Linked DNA regions of Homo sapiens: all the other regions are linked to region 1. Evidence: chromatin contacts called from ENCODE Hi-C or POLR2A ChIA-PET data. All regions are on one chromosome and are shown on one strand. The core of a region is the stretch at or near the end of the contact, and the rest is flanking DNA. Distances in the headings are between cores, read along the strand shown. Region 1 holds the start of TTC33 (tetratricopeptide repeat domain 33). Region 2 holds the start of C5orf34 (chromosome 5 open reading frame 34). Region 3 holds the start of TMEM267 (transmembrane protein 267). Region 4 holds the start of ZNF131 (zinc finger protein 131).

Evidence for each region. Hi-C counts contacts between places; a loop is a spot of excess contacts on that map. ChIA-PET counts read pairs that join two places held with the same protein, here RNA polymerase II (POLR2A). Pooled maps may share reads with other maps.
Region 2: a pooled map shows a loop between it and region 1 (9-fold over the local background). The contact joins the promoter of C5orf34 here to the promoter of TTC33 in region 1. A Hi-C loop is called at or near these places in 6 of 50 pooled maps.
Region 3: a map of CD8-positive, alpha-beta T cell shows a loop between it and region 1 (5-fold over the local background). The contact joins the promoter of TMEM267 here to the promoter of TTC33 in region 1. A Hi-C loop is called at or near these places in 2 of 168 maps with a recorded cell type or tissue (CD4-positive, alpha-beta T cell and CD8-positive, alpha-beta T cell) and 8 of 50 pooled maps. POLR2A ChIA-PET finds 5 or more read pairs at or near these places in 2 of 52 experiments (CD4-positive, alpha-beta T cell and CD4-positive, alpha-beta memory T cell).
Region 4: a loop to region 1 is called in a map with no recorded cell type, with 9 times the contacts of the local background. The contact joins the promoter of ZNF131 here to the promoter of TTC33 in region 1. A Hi-C loop is called at or near these places in 1 of 37 single-sample maps with no recorded cell type and 8 of 50 pooled maps. POLR2A ChIA-PET finds 5 or more read pairs at or near these places in 2 of 52 experiments (activated B cell and activated CD8-positive, alpha-beta memory T cell).

Annotation. Positions count from the first base shown.
Region 1 is chr5:40,754,135-40,757,538 of GRCh38, reverse strand. TTC33 (tetratricopeptide repeat domain 33) reads left to right here and starts at 1,578. Exons shown (of 5, transcript NM_012382.3): 1 at 1,578-1,715. RefSeq lists an enhancer at 1,555-1,704.
Region 2 is chr5:43,513,506-43,516,909 of GRCh38, reverse strand. It overlaps C5orf34 (chromosome 5 open reading frame 34), which reads left to right and starts at 1,762. Exons shown (of 13, transcript NM_198566.4): 1 at 1,762-2,104. It overlaps LOC124900190 (a long non-coding RNA gene), which reads right to left. Exons shown (of 3, transcript XR_007058764.1): 2 at 1-2,717. RefSeq lists an enhancer at 1,995-2,154.
Region 3 is chr5:43,482,104-43,485,507 of GRCh38, reverse strand. TMEM267 (transmembrane protein 267) reads left to right here and starts at 1,643. Exons shown (of 3, transcript NM_022483.5): 1 at 1,643-1,686. It overlaps C5orf34-AS1 (C5orf34 antisense RNA 1), which reads right to left and starts at 1,589. Exons shown (of 3, transcript XR_007058763.1): 1 at 1,507-1,589. RefSeq lists enhancers at 1,314-1,503, 769-1,612 and a silencer at 1,558-1,788.
Region 4 is chr5:43,119,331-43,122,734 of GRCh38, reverse strand. It overlaps ZNF131 (zinc finger protein 131), which reads right to left and starts at 1,821. Exons shown (of 7, transcript NM_001330707.2): 1 at 1,612-1,821; 2 at 558-696. The coding sequence starts at 681. RefSeq lists enhancers at 166-733, 734-1,302, 2,100-2,159 and silencers at 880-1,139, 1,570-1,919.

The sequences.
Region 1 (3,404 bases), core at 329-2,828:
TCTTGAAGTTACAGATTCCCTTTGTTCATTTTCAAGAAAGGTTTGTCAAATACCCAAGTCCGAATAACCGGTTTGTCACTCATCTTAGTAAAATTTGTGTTCCAGGAAAAAAAAGTATTTACTTCAGTTTATAATGCCATCTCACAGTAGCTCTTCTTTGATACGTCATACTTCAATATGCAGCAGAAGTACTTTGTGAGGACTTCCAAGTTTTTACAAAGAATATTAAGTGTCGGAGTGGTTATAATAAAGTAACTTTTACAACTTCATCAGGGATATTCTCTGGTGACAGCGTTCATTTTTCCATTTTTTTTTTTTTTTTTGAGACCGTGCCTTGCTCTGTCATCCAGGCTGGAATGCAGTGGCATGACCTCGGCTCACTGCAGCCTCGACCTCCCAGGCTCAAGGGATCCTCCCACCCCAGCCTCCCGAGTAGTTGGGATTCAGGTGCGTGCCGCCAGGCCTGGCTAATTTTTGTATTTTTGGTAGAGATGGGGTTTCGCCATGTTGGCCAGGCTGGTCTCGAACTCCTGACCTCCCAAAGTGCTAAGATTACAGGCGTGAACCACCGCGCCCGGCCCATTTTTCTTACTGTGAGCGTGTGGTGGTGAAGAGCTCCAGTACGGTTTGGTGTCATTACTGTAATTCCTGTGGAGGGGCCAGCACCTTGACCTACCATTGCTTTTCCACCATCAGTGCAAATGTCAGCATTGTGCAAAGGGCAAATCACGTCTTCATATTAGTATGAAAATAATTTTGGCTTTGAAAGGGTGTCATTGACCCTCAGGACAATCGTTGGTCGACATCAGTGGTTCTCAACGGGGCAGGGTGGGAGGGATAGTTTTTCTTCCAGGGGAAATTTCACTGGGGAAACCATTGGCTGTCACAATCGACTGGTGGTGACATCCCGTGGACAGAGACCAGAGATGCTGCTAAGCACCCTACAATGCACAGAACACCCCGTCCCCCAACAAAGCATTATCCAGTTTGAAATGTTAATGGTGCTGAGGCTGAGAAAGTATGACTTCCAAAAATGAGTCTTTTGGGCAGGAGAGTTGGAGAAATTAACAATCTTGATTACCTTTATTACATGTGCTCGTTTATTTTCAAGACATGATGCACAGCTACGTTCTGGCTGTAATTCTGCCTTCTGGGTCCAACTCACTTGTAACTTTAACGTGAAGCCTGCAGTTCAGCCTCGAGCCTCCCTGACTAGCCTCCCCGCCCGGCCGCCTCGAGCCCTTTATAACCGAATTTTGCCTCTCTGTTCTCTGCGTCTGGCCGACCTCATCAGCTAGGCTATAAACCCCTTCGGGGAAGGAGCATATCCTAATCCTTTGAATCCCGTAAAATAAGTTTTCCCCTCACCTTGTTCCCCACTGACGGGACGCGAGGCTGCGCGGTACCGCGGGGGCGGCTCCTCTCGGTGCGCTCTTCAGCCCGCGCAGCCTCATTTTCCCGCGCTCGTGCGCTGCGGTCACTCAGGGCTGCTGCTAGAGGGCGCGCCCAGCCGCGTGGCCCTGACTACTACAAATCCCAGAAGGTCATGCAGTGGGGGCGGCCGCGGTGACTTCTGGGATTTGTGGTCCCGGAGAAGAGATTGGCGGAGGGGAAAGACTGAGTCGTCTTTCCTTTGCCCGCTTCTGTGGACTGTTCGAACGCCCAGGGGTGGGCCAAACCCGTTTCTTAGGAAACCAGGAATCCAGGGAAGGCAGGTAGGAATTTGGGCGTGATAATTTCTGCTTCCAGTGGGAAAGAATGTAAACACGGGGCCTTGGGAGCCGTTATCGGGTAACTGGGGCTGCCCGGTCGGCGGTGGAAGCTGAGGAAGAGGAGGAAAAAGAGGCGAGTGGGTGTTGTGATTAGGGGAGAAAGGACCTTCGGAATAGGAGTTGAAACCCGACGGGATCCGGCAGAGCCTGGTCGCTAGGGTTGGTCTCCAGGGACAAGCGAGTCTGAGGGTCGGGCCCGCCGTGGCACCTTCGCGGAGCTGCGCGGCCGCAACCTTCCCTGAGCGGTGGGACGGGCGGGACGAGCCGGCCGCTCCCCGCTGGAGAGGTGTCTGCGGCCCGGGGCGGTCCGTGAACGCGCAGGTGACGTCCGGGGCAGCCTTTCTGAGCGTTTTTATTATTGTTGACCGATGAAGGGAAAGTCACTAATACTGGTTTTTCTCTTGCGGTGGCGTTTTTGGGTAAATCGTTTCTTGGATTCCTCACCTCTGAATACCTCCTTTTACCCAGAAGGATGCTGTTGTGATTTCCTGATCTTGTTCATGTAGTGGTTTTTCCCTTTGGGTGCTGCATCCTCAGACACACTCAAGACAAGCCCTCTCTGGCGGCTGGGTAAATGTGAAGCCGTCGCCAGTTGTTGAGCGCCTACTATAGGGATCTTTGTAACAGTACAGGAATTTAGAATACAGCGTCGTTGTTTAGAATCGTTATGCCATTCCTGAAATATAATCCTATATAAAAGGTTGAATTTGTCTGGTTTCATGAGTTTAACATGAAACCGGTGTGGATTGTGGTTTACTCTCATGGTTTCTTACTCTGGTAAAAAAATGTTAAGTCTAGGATGTTGAAGCCTCGTGCTTCTAACTAGACTCAGGAAAGCCTCCTTCATAAGAAGTTTTAATTTCATGTTCAGATAGTCATAGAGGAACAATAAACTCGTTCGGCTTAAGATATCTGAAACAACTGGGAATGTTAAATTTTCTAATGCAGAAAGTGCTTTGCATGCTCTAGGATTCACATACCTTTTTAAGCCTGGCTAAGTTTTCTTCAAAGCTTAAGTCCTCCAGAAAGCCTCAAGTGTCTCTTCTCTGATGTCATGGCATCCTTTGTTTACTCTCTTGTAGCACATATCGTGTATGAAATTGACTGTACTCTGTGGTTTCCAGACACTTTTGAAGAAAATATAAAACTTTGCTAATGGCCTTGATAACAGATTCATGCTTTTACACAGTAGTGGGCCCTTGATACTACTGTTTGGTATCTCTATTTTTCCTTTGTTGCTTTTCCTTATCTCCACAGTGACTATTTTAGTCTTTTCCCTTTTTCTCAAGAACTCAGATCTGTTATTTTCCTTTTACTTTGAGCAGATGACTAGCCGCTGTTTGCTGGAGAAATGTGAAGCTTGGGGCATGAAATTCCTCATTTTCCTTTCCCTCCATCCCTGAACTTGCCTGTATGTTTCACTCAATATTAACTCCTTTTTTTGTCTGAGAGGACTGTATTTTTGTCTCCCTCTTTCAGGTTAAACTTGTCGATTGCTAGTGGCATCAGGCCTCCCACACCCTCATAACCTCAGTCTGTCCTGACCTCTGCAGCCCCTGATCTCTAGGTCTCAAGGGATCTGTGGAGGAGAATGGCTCAAACACCTGAGGCAATAGTGGCGTGGTTTTTTCA
Region 2 (3,404 bases), core at 513-3,012, 2.8 Mb before region 1:
GGAAAGAAAGGAAGGTACGCATGGAAGAGACCCAAGTGGGCATGTGAAGGTTAAAGAGAGAAGGCCAGCCGGGTGCAGTGGCTCACGCCTATAATCCCAGAACTTTGGGAGGCTGAAGCAGGTGGATCATGAGGTCAGGAGTTCAAGACCAGCCTGGCCAAGATGGTGAAACCCTGTCTCTACTAAAAATACAAAAAAATTAGCCGGGTATGGTGGTGGGCGCCTGTAATCCCAGCTACTCGGGGAGGGGGCTGAGGCAGAGAATTGCTTGAACCCGGGAGGCGGAGATTGCAGTGAGCTGAAATCGCGCCACTGCACTGCAGCCTGGGCGACAGAGTGAGACTCCGTCTCAAAAAAAAAAGAAAAAGAAAAGGAGAGAGAGAGAGAGAAGGTCAAGTGCCGCATTTAACCATGATCTTAGGATGGGCTCCCTGCATGCTCAGAGCCCTCTTTACCCTTGGGAAGTGAGCACACACAGTGATTTTATGGATTTATACACATGCCCATCTGAGGCTTTCTTCCTTTTTCCGGTGGAGTGTATCAGAAAAATCATACTTCATCACTTTTGTCTCTTAACCGGCATGCCCAGGAAGTTGCTTCTCTCTGGGGCCTGCATTCAATTAACATTTTGATGTTAACAGGTGTGGGCCATCAGGAAATGGCCTTTCCCTGGCGCTGCCAAATTTTCATTTTTAGAGAGGCCATGTGATAATTGCTGAACCATCACCCAACATTTCTAGTGGGTGGGTGGCAGGGGAGAGCCCTCTCCTGCCTTGCTCATGCCTAACTACCTGTAACAGATTCAGTTCGCCATTTTATAATGTATGAGCATGATCTGTGGTCCCCCAAAACAATTACAGTAGTGACATCAAAGATCAGTGATCACACAGATCACTCTAACAGATACAAAAATAATGAAAAAGTTTGAAATATTGTGGGAATTACCAAAATATGTCAGAGACACAAAGTGAGCACATGATGTTGGAAAAACATGGCACCCATACACTTGCTCCATCAAGGTTGCCTCAAACCTTCCATTTGTAGTAAACTCAGTATCTGCAAAGCACAATAAAATGCACAATAAAACAAGGTATGCCTCTCTATGCTCTCACAAACCTCTGTATTTTATCTTAGAAACACTCACAACTGTAATAAATGATTGTTTATTCTTTCTTTCCAGTTAATCTCTAGCTCTGATCCTCACCCGCAAAGAACTGGGCCACCTTCCCTGCTTTATCCCCACTATGCCTAAACACACAGTGAGTGTTCCATAAACACTTGTTTAGTGGCAATAAATATAGCAGACACATTTATTTGCCACTTTATAAGGAAAAAAGGTGCAGATACATAGACGACCTATTTTCTGATACCAAATTAGGAAGAGTTCTCCATCTTTGGCCAAGTTTTTTTTTTTCTAAACAGCTTTACTGAAGTATAATCGTTTTTTACCTTATTTAAAAATAAGTACCACTCCACTAAAACGCGCTCTGTGGTTAGTTCTCGGCTGGACCGTTCAAAAGGCTGATCCTTACAGCCTTTATTATTAATACAACCAGGTCGGGACTGCTTTTGCGTGGGTCACCAGAAGTAAAAAATCAAAGAGGAGCCAACCCCATTCCGAACAAGGAAACACCCGTCCCCTTCCTACACCAATTCCTGCTCCGCCCTTCGTAGGGAACGCAGCGAGGGCAGCCTCCGGAGTGGAGGGGCGGGACTTCCGGCCCTTCCTGTTGTGGAGGGGCGGGACTTCCTGTCTTCCCTGTTGCGGAGCTCTGAAGCGGCTCCCTGAGGGCGCTGGTTTTGAACTGGTCTTGTGCGGTTTGCGCTTTCTCTTAGTGGTTACAGTTGGCGCTGTCTCCGCTTTCCTGTTTCGTGGCGGGCATCTTGGCCAAAACACTCTCCCTGCCACCTTATTCCTCTAGGGTTGTGATTTTTTTCTTTCACCAAGAAATATCACTCGCTGGTAATTTGTCAAACTGAAGAAACCCCTGAAGAAGCAGTGGTGGGCAGGCGCCGACGCTGCGGCTTCCAGAGCATTTTGGCAAATCAAAGCCAGGGACCGTTGCTGGGCCTCATTTCCGCAACTTTTCGGCTCCGAACTGCTGTGAGTGGAAGACTTTTGGTGGTTGTTTTGATCAGGCTCCTTCTGTAACTAGAGACTATAGCATTTTGAAAGAAATGAGATTCTCATTCATGTCAAGAACAGACTTGTGGATTTTTGAGTGTTAAACATACCCTGACGTAATGTGCTGGGTGATGAGAACGCAAGCGGGAATGAGACTGTAGAGATGAGAATGGCAGTGTGGGTTGGAGCCGGGTTATGGTTTCCTATGGTATGCCAAGAACCTTAGTCATTACACTGTTTGTTGTGTATGCTTGATTATTTAAAATTAGAAAACCGCCTCAGTAAAGCTATTAAAAAAAAGACCTGACCAAAGATAGACTATTTTTCCCAAATTGGAATCAGAAAATGTCTTCCATCTATGTATCAGCACCCGTTTTTTCCCCTAAAATACCAAGTAGACATACCCGATATATACGTGTGTGTTTATATATATATCTGTAATCTATATTGCCATTTGATAAGTACGTAAACAGGTGATGTAAAGCACTTGGTATGGTGTGACTTGTGGAAAGTTACCTATGTCATCAATACTAGAGATGGATTGGAGAGAGAAGAAATTCCAGACAGTTGCAGGAGTTGGAGAGTCTATGGCCTGAAAAAGAGAAAGAGGTAGAGAGAGTCAGGTTCCAAAGACAGAAAATCAACAGGACTTGTTACAGGGGCATGGAGTGGAAAGTCAAGTTTTAGAATATTGGCTGCTAACAATGAGACACCATTAATTCAAATTGCAAATTCAAGAGGAGCAGTTTACTTATTTTTCATCATTCAAATATTTATTGTGCCATTTACTATTTGCCTAATACTGTTTTAGATGCCAGAGATACTGTTACATATAAGACAGATAAGGCCCCTGCTTCGGTTGACTTTATATCCTAGTGGGAGAAAATAAAAAGCAAGTAAATAATCAATTTTGATGATAGATTCTATGAAGAAAAAACTTGAAGAGGGATGACAAATGATTGGGAGATGTTTGGGAGTAACTTTAACTTAGTTGGTCGTTGGGCCCTTGTAGGAGTTACATTTGTGCTGAAACCTTGATGATGATAAAGAACCAGCCTTGTGATTAGCCAAGGAAAAGACAAGGCAGGCAGAAAGAACTGCAAAGATGGGAAAGAGCTTGTTTAAAGAACATTTAAAATGCCAATGTATCTAAAGTGCCCTGTAGAAGTAGGAGAGAGTTGAGAAATGACATTGGGAGAGGTAGATAGGACCAGACTGTGTGGCCTTTGTAGGCCATAGTTTAGGAGTTTGGATTTTAAGTAGAAATGGAAGGTACTGG
Region 3 (3,404 bases), core at 394-2,893, 2.7 Mb before region 1:
TCCCAACACTTTGAGAAGCCAAGGAGGGGGGAACACTTGAGCCCAGGACTTTAACACCAGCCTGGGCAACATAGCGAGATGCCCATCTCTACAAAAAACTTAATTACCTGCACGATGGCATGTGCCTGTGGTCCCAGCTACTCCAGAGGCTGAGGCCGGAGAATCCCTTGAGCCCAGGAGGTCAAGGCTGCAGTGAGCTATGATTGCACCACTGCACTCCAGCCTGGGTGACAGAGGGAGACCCTGTCTCAAAAAAAAAAAAAAAAAAAAAAGGAATAAACATCTACAGGCAGTAGACCGACTACAGAGAAAAGAACTACTATTACATTGTTTGGGTTTGCATGAAGCCATCTATGTTGTTCCTCAATAGCTCCATAAAGCCTAGATTATAAGACTTTGTACCACACTGCCAAAAGGGTAATGCCAAATTATTACTGCATTCAGAAGGAGAAAATTTGTCCTTAACATGGCTAAAAGCACTCAAAATTATAAATACATTTGCTGAAAGATACTTTAAATTCTCATTTAAGGTGTGTGGGAGTTAAAAGGTGTTTAATTTTCCCTGTCAGTTGGGTGTTTTACATTGGCTAAGAACCAAGACTGTGACAAGAAATGAGTTCTATGATTGAGAAACTCTAAGATTCTGGGGGTGGCCTAGGAGTTTACTTTGAGATTGAAATTTATTTTCTATGGTCAACTGTATAATTACGATGATACCACCCCTTGCTTTCCATCTGACACTTGGTTTGAGAAACTGTAGGTAGGAAAGGGAAAGAAGAATGTCCCTCCTTGGGCCTCTTCTTTTGGGCCTGTGCTTCCTAGAGTCAAATGTCAAGCTGGTATTTCCTTGGTGCTAAGAGCAACCACCACTCTGAGGCAGAGACGGGATGGGACCTAGCCAAAGTCCCAGTAAACAAACTGTATCTTGTAAGCGCAATTTAATTAGGGTCAAACTATTCTGTATGGACTTGCTTTTTCGACTTCTGAGGATTTAGTAGTCATGATTAAGTGCTGTCACGCTACTGCGATCTACAAACAGTAGCTCCACAACATCCGCCCGCATCGTGGCAAAGAATTATCAAGAAATCCCCAAGGGGGCGGTGAGGAGCCGCCGGTCGGCCAGGTCGCCCGGTCCCTCAGTCTGGTGAAAAGCTCCGTTGCCCACCCTGAGGGCTTCGCGGAAGGAAGTTGGCCGTATCGCTGCACCTTAGAGATGCGACGGCCGAGGCTCCCAGCTCAAGCTTCTGGTAGTAAGGCCTGTGTGCCTGGCATTCGGGGAGGCCACTTTTCTATCCCCAGCTTCCGGGCCACCACTTGGGTGCGTCGTGGGGATGTCGGCAGCTACGTTTGCGGCACAGCTCCGGCTAAACTGAAAAACGAATCCTCAGGTTTGACAAAACTAAACTAAAAAGACACTTTTCTCCTCTCACTCTGACGTCCCAAAAGTTTCCTTTTTAGGGGTCGGGGCCTACGGTGGGCGAGGAGAAACTCGAGGTATCTACCCACCGCACCAAACAACTCATGCGTCGCTTCCTTTCGACTTGGAGCTGGCCAGTATCCCGGCGTCCTCTCGGCCGACGCTGCGGTCTGAGGCCACTCTGGCCGGCAGCCGACGTCTCTATGGCTCCGACCGAGGGGCGGAGCCGCTGCTCGAGCTGCTGCTGGATTGAACTCAGAGAAGCCGGGGTGGGTATGGCTGAGCCGCTGCGTGGGACTGAGGGGAGGGGGCCGGGTGGACGCCGCGGAACTGCGTCCTGAGGTGGGAGACCGGAGGTGGGGGACCACTGAGTCTGATGTCTGGAGGGTCCGGTTGCGGGTCGGAGGGCGTGCTGGAACAGCCGCCACGCGGGAGCCAGGAGCCTCCTGGGTGCGTGTGACCCACGAGCCGGCACCGTCCCGCGGCCCTGGGGTCTGCGAGGAGCCCTGGCGCCGCCCTCCGGCTTCGCGCTTTTTCTAGATCCCTAGAACCCCAGCCCTCCGCCTACGCTCCGCGCCCCTGGCCTTTTTCTGGCCCAGGGTGGGGTTCCGGGAGTCGTGCCGAAGGAGCCCATTGCCGTCCTTAACCGGTTGTAAGAGCCTTTCGTGCCCCGGAGCCTTTGAGGCTTGAATGCTGAGAGTGTGACATGGTCCTTTCCCTGCAGCCTGGCCCATTTTTTTAAATGACATTTGAAAAATTATTGCATCACACCAGACTCAGAAAAGGATGTCTGGGAACTTCTGAGGCTTGAAACATGTTGAAATACAGAATTTTGTTTTATTCGTAATGGGCATAGGAACTAAACATTTTAAGTGCAGACATCTGATGGCTATAAAAAGTTTCAGTGAAAGTAAGCAAGATTTGTGTTTCCTTTGTCAGTTAGTTGCATCAGATTTGGCATCTGCTTTTGATATTTTTCCATTAAAGAAATTAAATATATTAAGTTTACAGCAACTACAGTTCAGTGAAGAAGACTTACTGGTAAAGCATAATAAAGGCGGTTTCTGGAATTTGGACCGTGTTTTGACCTTGGGTTTTTGCATATAATGTGTAAGGTTGGTGGGGAAGAGGGAAAGTTAAAACAGATGACACTTACTTAGAGAATGTATCAGCTCTTATTTGTTTTGACAGAAATAATGTCTAAGAGATTATTAGCAAACAATACATGATAGCGTATAATTAAAGTGACCAGCTAATTATATGTTTGTGGAATTCAGGAAGGAGAAAAGTACTGTTATGTATACTCTGAAGGCCCCAAAGTTAGTGGTATTTGCTATAAGGGGGATGGGGTGTGACAAAGTTTGGCCATTGCAGAAAATGGCTTCTGCGAGTCATAGGGAGGAATTTATAATATGTCAGTTATGTCAGAGAAGCTATCCCAAACAGTATCTTTAGTTCATAGGCTGCGGATTTATTATGTGATTATCTCTTGTATTAGTAAAATGGAATATTTATTAAATACCTTGAGCACACTGGATTTTTAAACATGACAAGTTTAAAAGAGATCACTACTCTTAAGGAACCTTATCAACAAAAGTGAATATGTAAAAGGAGGTTCGGGAGTCCGTTTTATTTGTAGGGGGAGGAATAGGAAGTGGAAAAGGAAATAAAAAGTTTAAGAAGAAAAATGGGTACCCTTAGGTGTATTATTCAGAGACAATAAGTAATACAGGAAGAACACTTAGTAAATTTCTCTTTTTCTAATACTCAGACTCTGAGCCAGATGTTAAATATCTGCACCAAAAGTTGGAGTAGAATAGATGCCAGAAATGTGGGGTTCTGGAACTGCAATTATACCTTCCTTAAAAATAGAAATAGTTCTCTTCTACGTATCTATTGTGTAATAAATTACACCAAAACTTAGAGGCTTAAAACAGTAGACAGTAGGGGCCAGGCGCCGTGGCTCACGCCCGTAATCCCAGCACTT
Region 4 (3,404 bases), core at 572-3,071, 2.4 Mb before region 1:
GTTACCTTGAGAAACCTATTTTCGCTAAACAGAAAACATACCCACGCTGGATTTCCTTCCATTATAGAGGCAACTCCTAAGGCTGGTAAAGACCCCATTTTATTTTGGAGATTCTCAAAGGGGGTATGAGTGCTGCAATGGAATCTCTCATTCTCCCTTCAAGACCATTTGGGAAACTAGAAAAAAAATCAACACTTCCCAAATGACTCCTGTAAGGGACTTCTCAAAGCTTACCAACAAGAGGCTATCAACCAAACATTTTGAGACAATCTGTCCCCAACGACATCATCTTGCACTCAACAGGATGTAAGAAGTTAAAATGAGATGAACACCAGACTACGTGGAAGGCATGACTGACCAACCAGCCTTCTGCAGCACGCTGTGTGAGTGGACACTGACAAGTGCAATCTGGTCCCAGTGCACACACTCTGCAGACTTTGGTAGGGAGACCATAGAGGATGGGTTAAAAAAAAAAAAAAAAAAAAAAAGGCGGGTGTCCGAAGGACAGAAAAAAACTGAAGCCAAAAATTCGCTCCTCTGCCCACTGCCCTACCCACCGTCGACAATTAGGGTGATGTCAGTAAACCGGTCCTGCTCTCGCTGTTCATTCAATCGGTCGAGGATCATTTTATGATGTTCAGGGAACTCCTGAAGGCATTCCATCGTCTCTTCAGCCTCCATGGCCGTCGGGCTGCTCTACAAAAGAAGAGCATGATAATGTACACCCATGAGCTCGAGCCGAGGAACAAAACCCCTAAAGCATAAAACAACAACAAAAAAAACCAGCAACGTGAAAAGAAGGGGGGAGGGTGAAGCAAGAGGAGAGAAAGGCGAGGGAAGAAAGGCGAGCCGAGCGGCCCCGGAGCGTTGAGACCGGAGCCGCGGCCGCGGGACTCCGAGCCTGACCTAATTGGAGTCGGGAGACGCGAGCTAGAGCGGGGTGGGCACAGCGCCGGAGGTTCCGAGCGCCAGGGCGCGCAAGTCCAACAAGGGAGGGGACTCGACAGCCGTGGCGGTCCTCTAACGGCCCGCCAAGCCCTTCTGCCCGGCCGGGGCTCCCACCGCCCCGGGACCCGGTCCGGCCCGCGACCCACAACGACTCTCGGGTCGCCTCTCCCTCCCCCGCCCTCCCTCTTCTCCCCCGCCCCGACCGGGCCGGCACTCACTGAGGGAAGGAGGAGCGGCCCAGGCTTGCGCGTCACTTACGTCGACGCACACCGTCACCGCGTCGAGCTCCGGCTGACGCGGACGCCTTCCGGGCGCCGACCAGCAAGGGAACGGGCCACGCCCCTACCCACACCCCTCAGTGGATGGGCGGGGCCGAGCGCGGGGATTTGGCGCTCACGAAGGGCGAGGGCTTGCTCTCTGAGAAGAAACCGGGCAGCGGTGGGCTTGGGCTACTGCAGAGCCTGGCAGGGCCAGAAGCTGGGAACCTAAGTCATTGCCCTTCAACCTCTCACCCTCCCCAGCTTGACTCCAGGGGCGGACACTTCCCGACCCGAGCCCGGAATGAACTCGCCAACCGTCCTCACAGCCCAGCTACTGCGCGGCCCCTCCCGCCCCGTCCTGCCCCGCCCCCTTCCTTCCGAGACCTGGGTTGGCCCGCCTTACCTAGCTCGTGGGTCGCCCTCCTTCCTCTCCGTCCCTCAGAGCCTCTTGTTCCGTGCTTTCCCCTCCCAGGGCATAATGCGCCCCACGCCTTTCCTGACCCCTAACCCGTGGGTCGCCCTCCATTTTCTTCGTGAGAGCCGGGGCTCCCCTTCTGCTCGGGCCCCGCTGGCGCACGTGCGTTCGGTTGGGCACCCGGGCGGCCGCGGCCCCGGCAGCGGCAGCTACGGGCGCGAGCACGTTCGGGCCGCCCGGAATCTTCCTCCGCGAAGCGCGCCCTCCCCGCGCCCTGCCGCAGCACGTGCTTGCTGGGCTCAGGACCTGGAGCTGCTCAGAATTATTTACACCGGATCCCGTTAGTGCAGGCCTTCCCCACTCCTTTAAAGAGTCCAGGCCGGCGCGGTGGCTCATGCCTGTAATCCCAACACTTTGAGAGGCCTGGGCGGGTGGAGCACATGAGGTCAGGAGTTCGAAACCAGCCTGGGCAACATGGCGAAACCCCGTCTCTACTAAAAATACAAAAATTAGCCGGGAATGGTGGTGGGCGCCTGTAATCCCAGCTATTCGGGAGGCTGAGGCAGGAGAATAGCTTGAAGCGGGGAGGTGGAGGTTGTAGTGAGCTGAGGTAGTGCCACTGCATTCCAGCCTGGGCGACAGAGCGAGACAACGTCTCAAAAAAAAAAAAAAGTCCAGTGACCCACAGTCAGCTGCATGTGACTGCTTCCTTAATTCCTCCAAAGAAATATTATATATAAATACATTTTGAGGATAATTCTATAATTGAGATTTACTTATTTTTTTCTCTCAAAGAACTTGAGAATTGGGATTACGGAGGAACTCAAATAGCTATATGGTAATAATGTCATCATAACTTCAACAGATATGTATTGAGAATCCTAGTACTAGACACTGAGAAGTCCAGCTGTGAACAAGGTATATGTGGTTTCTGCCTTTCTGAATCTTAAGTCTAGTAGACTGCATAGATATTTTGAACAGTAATTGCCTAGGTGCTTGCTGATGAGTTTTGCAACACCTGAAGAACGAAGTAACTGGGTGTCAAGGAAAGCCAGTTGACCTGTAAGAAGAGATGTGGGCGGGCGCGGTGGCTCACGCTTGTAATCCCAGCACTTTGGGAGGCCGAGTTGGGGAGGAGGAGTTCAGCCCAGGAGTTTGAGGCCAGCCTGGGCACATAGCGAGACCCCATCTGTATTAAAACAAAAAATGTTTTTAAGTGATGTGAAGTCTAAGTGTTCTTAGCCAAAAGTATAGCACATGCAAAGGCACCAAGATTATAGCATTCAGGAAACTGAAACAATGTTGCTGGATAGACGCACAAGGGTGCCTTATAAAAAGTGTTGAAGATGTCAGATTTTCTTTTTGCAAGGGGAAGCCTTGCCGCATGGTGACATCCTAAGATGTACTTTTTAAAGAGATAATTCTAGCCCCAATATGGAGAACAGATTAAATGGGACAAGCTGCTAGGAATAGAGATCAACTGGGAGACTGTTAGTAATGTAGATGAAACCATGGGGGAAAATGGAATTAGAGAGCTGGTCAGAATCTAGAGATAGGCTGGGCGCAGTGGTTCAGGCCTGTAATCCCATCACTTTGGGAGGCCCAGTCGGGGAGGATCGCTGGAACCCAGGTGTTCAAGACCAGCCTGGGTGACATGGTGAAACATCGTCTCTACAAAATACAAAAAAATTAGTGATGGTGTGCACCTATTGTTTCAGCTACTTGGAAGACTGGGGTGGGAGGATCACTTGAGCTCAGGGAGGTTGAGGCTGCAGTGAGCT